Regions from separate parts of the Homo sapiens genome. Here region 2 is linked to region 1. The links are chromatin loops, found by intact Hi-C in ENCODE. Cell type or tissue: GM12878. All regions are shown on one strand.

The links. A loop is a pair of places that touch in the nucleus more often than their neighbours do. Peaks named below come from ENCODE experiments on the same cell type or tissue, not always from the same donor. Only the 100,000 strongest peaks of a DNase experiment are listed, where the experiment ranks them.
Region 2: it touches region 1 in a loop (4-fold over the local background); 1 of 110 quality-filtered maps calls a loop at or near these places.

Annotation. Positions count from the first base shown.
Region 1 is chr6:114,995,419-115,000,418 of GRCh38, forward strand. LOC107986639 (a long non-coding RNA gene) reads left to right here. Exons shown (of 3, transcript XR_001744318.2): 2 at 2,839-3,001. Among named protein-coding and RNA genes, the nearest start is that of LNCPOIR, 450 kb to the left of the region's middle. RefSeq lists an enhancer at 2,387-2,476. In GM12878, no CTCF peak of the experiment used is centred here; a DNase peak (open chromatin) is centred at 2,553; H3K27ac peaks cover 433 bases.
Region 2 is chr6:115,048,543-115,053,542 of GRCh38, forward strand. It overlaps LOC105377960 (a long non-coding RNA gene), which reads left to right. Exons shown (of 3, transcript XR_942905.1): 2 at 2,181-2,278; 3 at 4,901-4,938. Among named protein-coding and RNA genes, the nearest start is that of LNCPOIR, 510 kb to the left of the region's middle. In GM12878, no CTCF peak of the experiment used is centred here; no DNase peak of the experiment used is centred here.

The sequences.
Region 1 (5,000 bases):
ATTGAAACACAAAGCCAGAGAGTTATTAAGGCTAGGATGAGCTACTGAAAAATTATTGGTAACAAATCTGCATTTGTTCCTTCTAAATAAATTTTTTAAAAATTGGAAGATTTTAGGGAAAAAATTTGTCATTGTGATTAGGTTATCTGTGTTCTATAATTGGTACTAATGGAAAGCAGGCTCCTCCCCTCCCACAGAAAGGAGAGAATAGGAGCACTGTCTTTCTTGATGATCACATTTCAAAAGGACAGTTCCAAGGTCCACATGAAAAAGAATCCTGGGATGTAAAACCATCAAGAAGCTAAAAGAAGATTTATATCTCAAAGTCACAGAGAAAGAATTTGGTTTCAAGTTTTCTAAAGTAAATGCTCTAAGGAAAGGAAGATCAAAGACCAGAGAAGAAACCTGTGTACAGTGTAGTCAAGCCAAGGGGAACTTTTAAGGCCATCTTGCTCAGTAACAATCTAATCTATATTGTGAAATTGAACATTACATTTAAGTATTTTCCGTATAATTTATGTGCTAAATCATGAGCATCAGAGTGATTGAAGTGAATATAGAAATGTATAATGCCAGGAAAAATTATGCAGTCTGTTGATGAAAAGTGTCAAGCTCTGTAAAATATTTGAAGAGAATTCTTCTGAGCCAAATATGATTGACCAATGGACTGTGACGCAGCCTCAAGAGGTCCTGAAAACATGTGCCCAAGGTGGTCAGGCTACAACATGGTTTTATACATTTTAGGGAGACATAAGGCATCAATCAATGCATGTAAGATGTACATTGGTTGGGTCTGGAAAGGTGGGACAACTTGAAGTGTGGAGAGGGACTTCCAGGTCATAGGTGGATTCAAAGGTTTTCTGACTGTCTATTGGTTGAAAGAGTTTTATCTAAAGACCTGAAATCAATAGAAGGGAGTGTCTGGCTTAAGATAAGAGGGTGTAGAGACCAAGGTTCTTATTATGTAGATGAAGCCTCCAGGTAGCAGGCATCAGAGAGAATAGATTGCAAATGTTTCTTGTCTGACTTAAAAAGGTACAGAGATTTTCTACAGAATGTAGATTTTTCCCCAAAAGAGACAGCTTTGCAGGGCCATTTAAAACTATGTCAAAGAAATATATTTTGGGGTAAAACACTTGGATTTCTATCAGGGCCTGCTGTCTATCATGTTGGTGTCGCATTATTACAAAGATTCCCTTTGTCAGTCTGAAGGTATCTTTTTTAATGTTAATACTGGTCAGCTGTGCCTGAATTCTAAAGGGAGGAAGGTAGAATGAGGCATGTCCGGCCCCACATTCCCATCATGGCCTGAACTACTATTTCAGGTTTACTTTATGATGCTCCTGGCCAAGAGGAGTCCATTCAGGTGGTTGGTGGGCTTAGAATTTATTTTTATTTTTATTTTTTTTGGTTTACAAGTCAAAACTAACATAGCTCAAATGAAATAAATGATCAGAAAGTGCTTAACCTTCTACATGAAGGAAATATGTACTACATGACATATAAATCAAGTTACAGATGAGCTTCCAAGCACAATTTCAGAAGCACAACATAAGAATGCTACAAAAATGGTTGCTGGATTAACAAGTTTCTTCAAACATTATTTAAAAGGAAGGAATTCATAAACACATTCGTTTTTATGGAAGAGACATCTCCCACTAAGCAATCAAATCTTAATAGGAAAAAAATGGTTTGTGTGAATGAAGCCATTAAAAAAATCCATACAAGGATTTCTATAATTAATTCTAGAAGATAGCATTTCAAATAAAGAAAATTTCAATGACATTTTACACATGGTAAATTAGTTAAAAAAAAAAAAAAGCCAGTTGCCTTCCAATCACCTTCTCTTTTTGTGAGAAACTCAGCAGTATAACACCTATCTCCTGTATTTTCACTCCTTATTAGTCCTGAGTTGGTTTAATCAAGATAAATAAAGTAAAAAATAAAATGAATCCTGAATGGCATTTTCTTTTTGTCTACTCCTTTCTACCCAAATGCTTTTCATTTATTAATTGAGTGTCATTGCCTCTTGTTTCCCTAGGCTTGCTACACAGATCATAAAATGTGGAAAATTTGGGTGTTTTCAGTTTAGGTGACTTTCATTTAACCATTTTTTATACTCTTCCTCCACCCCAGGCTCTGCCAATATCTTGAATGCGCATATACATGTATACACACACACACATATGTATCTGTATATATGTATATTTCAGATACAAACATATTTTCATAAGACACACATATGTAGAAATAGAGACAGTGAAGATATAGATACATAAACATATACACATAAACTATACACATATACATTTATATACACGTATATATAATGGCTTAACTATACTTTATTTATATCTATGTTTGCATTTATAGCTTAATTTTGTCCATATTGAGGGACTAAGTGGCTAAGTGGGCTGGACTCCCTGGGTCAATACGGACTTCCCTAAGGCGATTTTCCCCTAAGCCAAAATGAGTCATAGCTGCAAGCTAAGGGATTGAAACTTCAACCAATCAATGGGGACTTTCCCCTAAGCCAAAATGAGTCACAGCTATAAACTAAGGGATTGAAACTTCAACCAATCGTATAGGGGGTTTAAGCTCTAGCTGCAGCCTGATGTTTTTAACCAATCAGGCCCGCCAACCTGCAAGCAGATAGAAAATAAGCTAATCCTATAGGACAGAAAAAGGAAAAGGGGAGGAGTCATAAGTGGATATAAGCATAAGACACCTAAGCCAGAAATGGCAACCCTTCCAGTTCCCCTTCCACTGTGTGGAAGCTTTACTTTCACTTTTGCTTTACTTTGGCTTTAATAAATCTTGACCCAGCACTCTCTTTAGGTCTGCATGCTTCTCAAATTGAGCTGTAACACTCACTGCTGCGGTCCAAGCCTTCATTCTTTGAAGCCCGTGGAACCACAAACTCTTCAATTGATAAAAACCTTCGATCGGAAGAGACTTCTCATCTCATTTCTGGGGGCCTGTCCGGGATTTCTCTGAAGTGGTGAGTAACATCGGACCCCTTTTGCTTGCTATTCTGTTCTACCTTCTCACTAGAAATTGAAGGAAAACACCAAGCACCTGTCGGCCATTTAAAAGTGACAAGCCTGGCCACCAGACTTAAGACATGGGTGTGAGGCTTTCTGGGAAACGGCTCTTTTACAACCCCCGGCCCTCCAGGCTGGGTGCGTTGGTTTGCCTGAAACCAGTTCCACCTTTCTCTACCTTTACCCAGGAAAAGCCAACGGCTGGCTAAAGGTGGAAAACTGTTGTCCCGGACTCCCAGCACTGATCAGTCCAGATCATGGCACAGTGAGAAGCCGCTATGCTGCAGCCGCCCATGTGTGCATTCCCTGCCTTTTCTGACCCATGCCTCCTGGGTCCTAATGTCCTCAGAGAAAAATTTCTTGGGTCCCTGTTCTCTAGGATCTTTCCTACCCCTGAGTCTAAGAATCTTTTAGCTAGGAGTCTAAGTTGACAGGGGTGGCAATCCCAAGACCCTTGCCTATGGTGCCCCCAGGCTTATTCTTATGCAAATGGGTATCAATATACTTATAGGGGACCTGTCCCTCATAACCTACACCCTAGGCACTATCCGGGACATCAAAAGGCATTCCAGTGGCTGATAGAAGGCCTAGGACATTTTTCCTTTTGTTGCCCAAAACTTACTCCAGATTGTAGAGGCTACTTTAATTACCACCTTTCCTGCCTGGGATCAGTGATTAGAACTGTGGAACTTGTCCACTAGAAGCAGTCAGAGGTATAGGGTGAAAACAATGTAACAGACAATAGGTCCCCCGATTCAAGTCCAAAGGTCAATAAATATTCTTATTTATTGACAGAAAATTTGGGTACAAAAAGCACTGCTCCAACCTTGGTCCTCCAATTTGCCGCTGCCTACCCTAAAACTGTTGTGCTTCAGTGCCACTTTCAAGGAATTTATCTTGCTGGGAAAGCTCCAGGCCCAGAAATATGCTAATTGGTGCCTGGTCTCTGAACTCAAAATATACCCCAAACCTAAGACCTACTCGCAGATGCAAAGGCAATTGTGGGCATGCTGGTAAGGAGCCACTAAAATCCAGTAGCCCCGGCCCCCTTTTTTGTGGCTAAAAAAGGGTGGGAAACAAGTGCGGGCAAAACTGCTATGTCAGTTAAGTGCAATTAAATCTGATAAGCAGTGTTCCATGAGTGATAGTGCACCCTGGAAAGAAAAGGACACTAGAACCATAGGGGACACCCTAGGGCTAGTGCTTACTAGGGGATGACTAGGGGTGTGGGCACTCCTGTGTTCTCCTTTCAGATGGGAGGCGCTCCCTCAAAAGTGAAGCCACCCTTGAGGTATATTCTGGATAATTGGGACCAATTCGACCCTCAAACACTGAAGAAGAAGTAACATATTTTTCTGCAGCACTGCCTAGCCATAATATCCTCTTCCCGGAGGAGATCCATGGCCACCTGAGGGAAGTATAAACTATAATACCATCCTACAGCTAGATCTCTTTAGTAAACGAGAGGGCAAATGGAGTGAAGTGCCATATGTACAGGTTTTTTTCTCATTAAGAGATAACCCACAATTATGTAAAAAATGTAATTTACATCCTACCGGGAGTCCTTAAAGCTTACCCCCATACCCAGGTCTCCCCACAGCTCCCCCTAGTAAGGACTCTCCTTTGGCCCTAATGGCCCAAAAGGAACCAGACAAAAAAATAGTCAAGGAACTGAAAGGTGCCAATGGTCTCAATTGTGCCCCCTCCAAGCCGTGGTAGGAGGAGGAGACTTTGGCCCAGCACGAGTACATGTCCCCTTTCCCCTCTCAGACTTAAAACAGATCAAACCGGGCCTAGGAAAATTCTCAGATAATCCTGATGGATACATAGATGTCTTACAGGGATTAGGACAATCTTTTGATTTAGCATGGAAAGATATTACATTGTTGTTAGGTCAAACATTAACTCCCAATGAAAAAGAGGCCGTCTTAACTGCAGCCCGGAAGTTTGGGGATC
Region 2 (5,000 bases), 53 kb after region 1:
AAGCTATTCACTTTATTCACTTGCCTTTCTACACCTCCCTTTTTTTATAATAAGATGTCTAATTGGAATGGAGAGTTAGGAGACTTGTCAAAATGTTTTGTTTACACCACTTTTAGTTAGGTTGTATAATGATTTTGGTGGGGTTGGGAGATGTGGTCTTATATGGAGCAGCAGTGGTGATAGAGGAAGTAAAGTAAATTAACACTGCAAGCCTTCTATTTGCTGCTGACATTGAAAATAATTGTTGTGTATCTCATTATATTATTTTTAATTCATTGTATGTGAGTCCGTTAAACATAGTAGGTGATGGCACTTTGAAAATCTATTTGCTGGCTCAAAACTTGTCTATCAATTAATTCTTTCAAAAATAATTATTGATATCTAGAATGTGTCAAAGTGATGGTGATCATCCTTGATGATACAAGGTCAATCAAGATAGATACTAATTTTGCCTACAAAGAGTTTGCAATTGAAATTCATTTGATTTCTCAGGAAGAGTAGGAGAAACTCATCATAACTAATCACTCCCCAAAAGCACATATGTGTTGATTGATATAAAAATAACATACGCCCTGCTACTGATAGAGAGAGCAGGAAAATGAGACGGTCTCTTTCTAACTTGCATCTTCAATAGAAAGATTATGCAATATGCTAGCTGTTTATTCCATACTGAGGGTCCATATTCAGATTCTAAATTCCTCTATATTTTTCCTTTTTTAGAATAATAATACATGATCCACTACCATGGTCAGTTTGTCTATGAGTTAGCTTTATTCAACACAAGTATAAAGTTTCCTTAGAGATCAATGTATAGACATCAGTATTTCATACCTGTGAATATATGATTAGTGAAATGAATGGGAGCAATGATAATATTTATGATTGCTACAGAGAAAAACTACTTAAGCCAAATTGGTCCAGTGTTTTTTTCTGGAAAACTGTTTTACTGGAATGTTGAGAGAGAAAGAGAGAGAGGCAGAGAGAGAAGGCACATTCTTCAGGTAAAATTTCTCCAATCTATGTCCAAATAAATTCATTTGTAAATAATTTATAGTAGTCTTGGTCTTTGGTAAAGTGAGATAGCAGCACCACTGAGACTAACACTAGCGCATTGGAAAACACTGACAACAGGAGAGAACAATCTGTTGTTTATGCATGAGGCATGAAAAGACTTTATAAGTTTGGATAAATGTTCAGAATGCAAACCTACATGATCCATACAGCTGCCACACTATAACCTAGTAAAGTTTCACTGAAGTGCCTGATTCCAGGGAGAGGTCCATAACTTGGTGGAAATTAGAAAACTGACGATTTTGCAGTCACCAACTTGTCCGCAAGTGGAGCTATTTTTTTAAATTGTGTAGGATTTTGAAAAAATTCAGTTGCTTCTCTTCCAATTATTTTGGTCAGTGACATGAAAACATATCTATACTTTTGAGAGTGAGCATGTTTTCTTGGCCAAAAGAGACTGCAAAAGAGAGATTAAAAAAACAGCATTTACTCTGCATATTTGTGTTAGAAAAGGAATTTCTCAATATATATTAAAATGTTGTTATTCCTGTTAAAAACAGAATAAGCTCAGGATGTTGCCGGTATGACTGGAATACTCTGTAGTCACCTTCCATAGGAAAGCAATTGGAAAATATAATTTCCCATTCATTACCTTAAAAATAAGTTTATTATGCCTAATATTCTTTCCATAATATGTTTTTAGAAGCAAGATGGTCAATAGCAAGATTCAAAATTTGCCTTACATATATTTTTTTAAAATTTTCATGATTAATGTTCAACTTGGTGAATTATAGTCTTGATATTAAAAATTATTTAAATTGAGCATACTTATTTTTTTGTTTTCCACTGACATAAACTGTACTTTAACTGCCATTAATAGGCACTACAAATATTTCATTTAACTAATGAGGAAATATACAAATAGATTCAGTTAATATTGGAGTTCATCAATTATTTTTTGAAGAGTTAAGTTGAAAAATGAAAATAAAAAATAGAAGGTGATTTATACATTTCTATCTGTTTGCTCTTTGGAATATGTTTGCCAAGATGAACTATCATTAAATATAAAGTATTTAAAAGTAATATAAACAGAATCTTTAAACATGTAAGTTATGATTTAGTGAAAGCCTTAATTACAATAATAAGCTGTTTGGACTTAATTTTTTAAGGGAGAAGAGAATGATCTCCTTAATATCGAAGAAGGCAATCTTATCAGTGATGTGAAGAACGGATGGTTGGAGTATGGAGGATTGGATCCAAATTAAAGGTGAAAGCCTGCCCACAAGTTATTGCAATAGTCCAGTGAAATGGTTAAGAGGGCCTGTCCTAGGCTAGAAGCCATAGGAATGGAAGGAAAAAGACAGATGTAGAAGGATGCTAAGATAAAGGAACTAGCATCAGTGGGAGTTGAAGCTTGATTACAGGTTGAAAGAGAAGGTGGAATGACAGTCCACACTGGGGTACCCGGCTTGAATCACTTGAAGTGAAATATTCTCGAGGAGAATTCTTGAGGTGGTGTGTGCCTTGGCATGGCTCTTGGGAAAGCTGGTGCTCGCACTTCCAGATTTAACATAGCAGTTGGAACTACCCCTTGGAAGATGCAGAAACAGGCTTAAAAAAGATAGATGAAGACAAACTATGATTGCTTAGAACAAGTTATGTTCTTATTAAAGCATAATTATTTTTCAAGGAAAGCAGAGGAAATTTAGAATTTCAGGTATGAAGTGGCCGGGCGTGGTGGTTCATGCCTGTAATCACAGCACTTTGGGAGGCCGAGGTGGGAGGATCACCTGAGGTCAGAAGTTGGATACAAGCCTGGCCAACGTGGCAAAACCCTGTCTCTAAAAAAAAAAAAAAAAAAAAAAAAAAAAAAAAAAAAAAAAAAAAATTAGTCAGGTGTGGTGGGCACCTGTAATCCCAGCTACTCCGGAGGCTGAGACAAAAGAATCTCTTGAATCCAGGAGGCAGAAATTGCAGTGAGCCGAGATCGCGCCATTGCACTTCAGCCTGGGGGATAAGAGCGAAACTCCCTCAAAAAAAAAAAAAAAAAAAAAAAAAGCCTTCTTCTTTTGGTTTAAAAAATTCAAGTAAAATCCAATAATATACATTTTATACTGAGAAATTAGTCTCAAACAGAGGCTGACTTCACAAAGTTTCCACCAGTATATGCCTTTATATCTAACTTAGAAATCAATTTCAGAGCTGAAACGCCACTGCAAGTATTTCTGAATACTCCTTTTAGTCATCTGCTCAATCACTGCTGCTGTACTATCAGAAATTTTGCATTTGAGCAGTCAGACAGGCACAGACAAGAACCTAGGAGCGCTTACCAGTAACAACCACGAAATGGGGAAAAAGTAGTTGGAAGCTTAAGCTATTTGAGCATACTTTTGATACTATAGCTGGTAATTGGAATTTTTGAGAAATGTAAAATGTATATACACCATTTAAGCCTCAACCTATTTTCCTTTGTTGTGAGTTAATTTCATGCAATTACAAATGATCTTCTGAATTACACGGCACTATGGATGTGTATGGTTTCTCAAACATTAAATGGGTCATTTTCGTAAGTAAATCATACTCAATTAAAATTTTTATCTCTATATGGAGTAAAGTAGGTATTTAATTTTTTTCTCTATAGGTAACCTATTTTCCATCACTACATATTCAATGGAAGGTGGAAAATCATTTACCCTGTAATTTGAAAGGCCATTTGTTTCCTGCATCAAGTTCTATTTATACAGAACTGCCATTCTGGTCTATTTTTAATTTCTCTAGCTTTGTGCCAAAAAAAACACTTAATTAATTAGGATTTATCTCTTAATTATTATGATATTTTGGTAAGGTAATTCACTCTAACATTTCTGTTCTTCAGTGTTAGCGTAATTGAGAACTGAATGGCTCATAAAGAAGGAAACTTGCCTGTTTTGATATTAAACAAGAATAGAAATAAGAAAAACATTTCCCTACACAATTTACATAAACAAGTTCTCAAATAATTTTAATGATTGAACTCAAGTACCTTAGTGGTACAAACAGCTAAAGTTGAAAATTTTGTTTTAAGTTGTCCTGGATTGATATTTCCCACAGGGAATTGGCAAAAGCAAATGCAAATATTCTAAGATGTAAGAAATCAAGTAAATAATAAATAAGCCACAAATAATTTTCAGAGTTAAAGTACCAAAAAAAACTTAGTGGGTCACAGATTTTTTAAAATATTGCACAATAAAAGAAAACAAGTCACCATGTGTGAGCATTAGCTAACACAATAATTAGCCTTGTTAGATTAAAAAAGGCTCCAAAAAATTTGAATCATCAAAGTTGGAATATATTGAAAAAATACATTTTTGTATTAACTATATTAAAAATACATTTTCAAAAATCTTGAAAATATATGTCAACAACAAAAGATTATAAAAAGCAAACCAAGGAGATATATATGTATATATGTGTGTGTGTATATATATACATATAAAATTTGATTTATATATAATTATATATATTTATACATAAACATTCAAATTAAAAATGAAATAAATGGGTTAAACACACTTACAGACAAGTAAAAAGAGAGTGAATAGATAATATAGTTGAAGAATTTTCCATTATTGATCTCAGATATTTAAAGATATGAGAAATACAAAAGAGAGATTTAGAAAGTTCTAAGAAAAAGTGCGAAAATTTAACACAACCAAACAGGATTCAAAAAATATCTAAAAGACATAATTAGGAAGAAATGCTATTTATTCAAAGGAATGATGGATGAGAATTTTCTTTTGTGAGAAACAGAGAATAGAAAGTGCACGTCATGTTTAAGGTTCATGGCTTCATTTGACTTGTAGAGAAATCAGAATTTGTAGACTTTCATTTCCTTAACTTTCTCTTACAGAAATGTTTGTTACACTTTTACTTGGCAGGAAATATTTAGTTTTTTAATACTCAAACACTTTATTGAAGTAGACATTTTCAAGAAGACTGCAAAAAGTCCT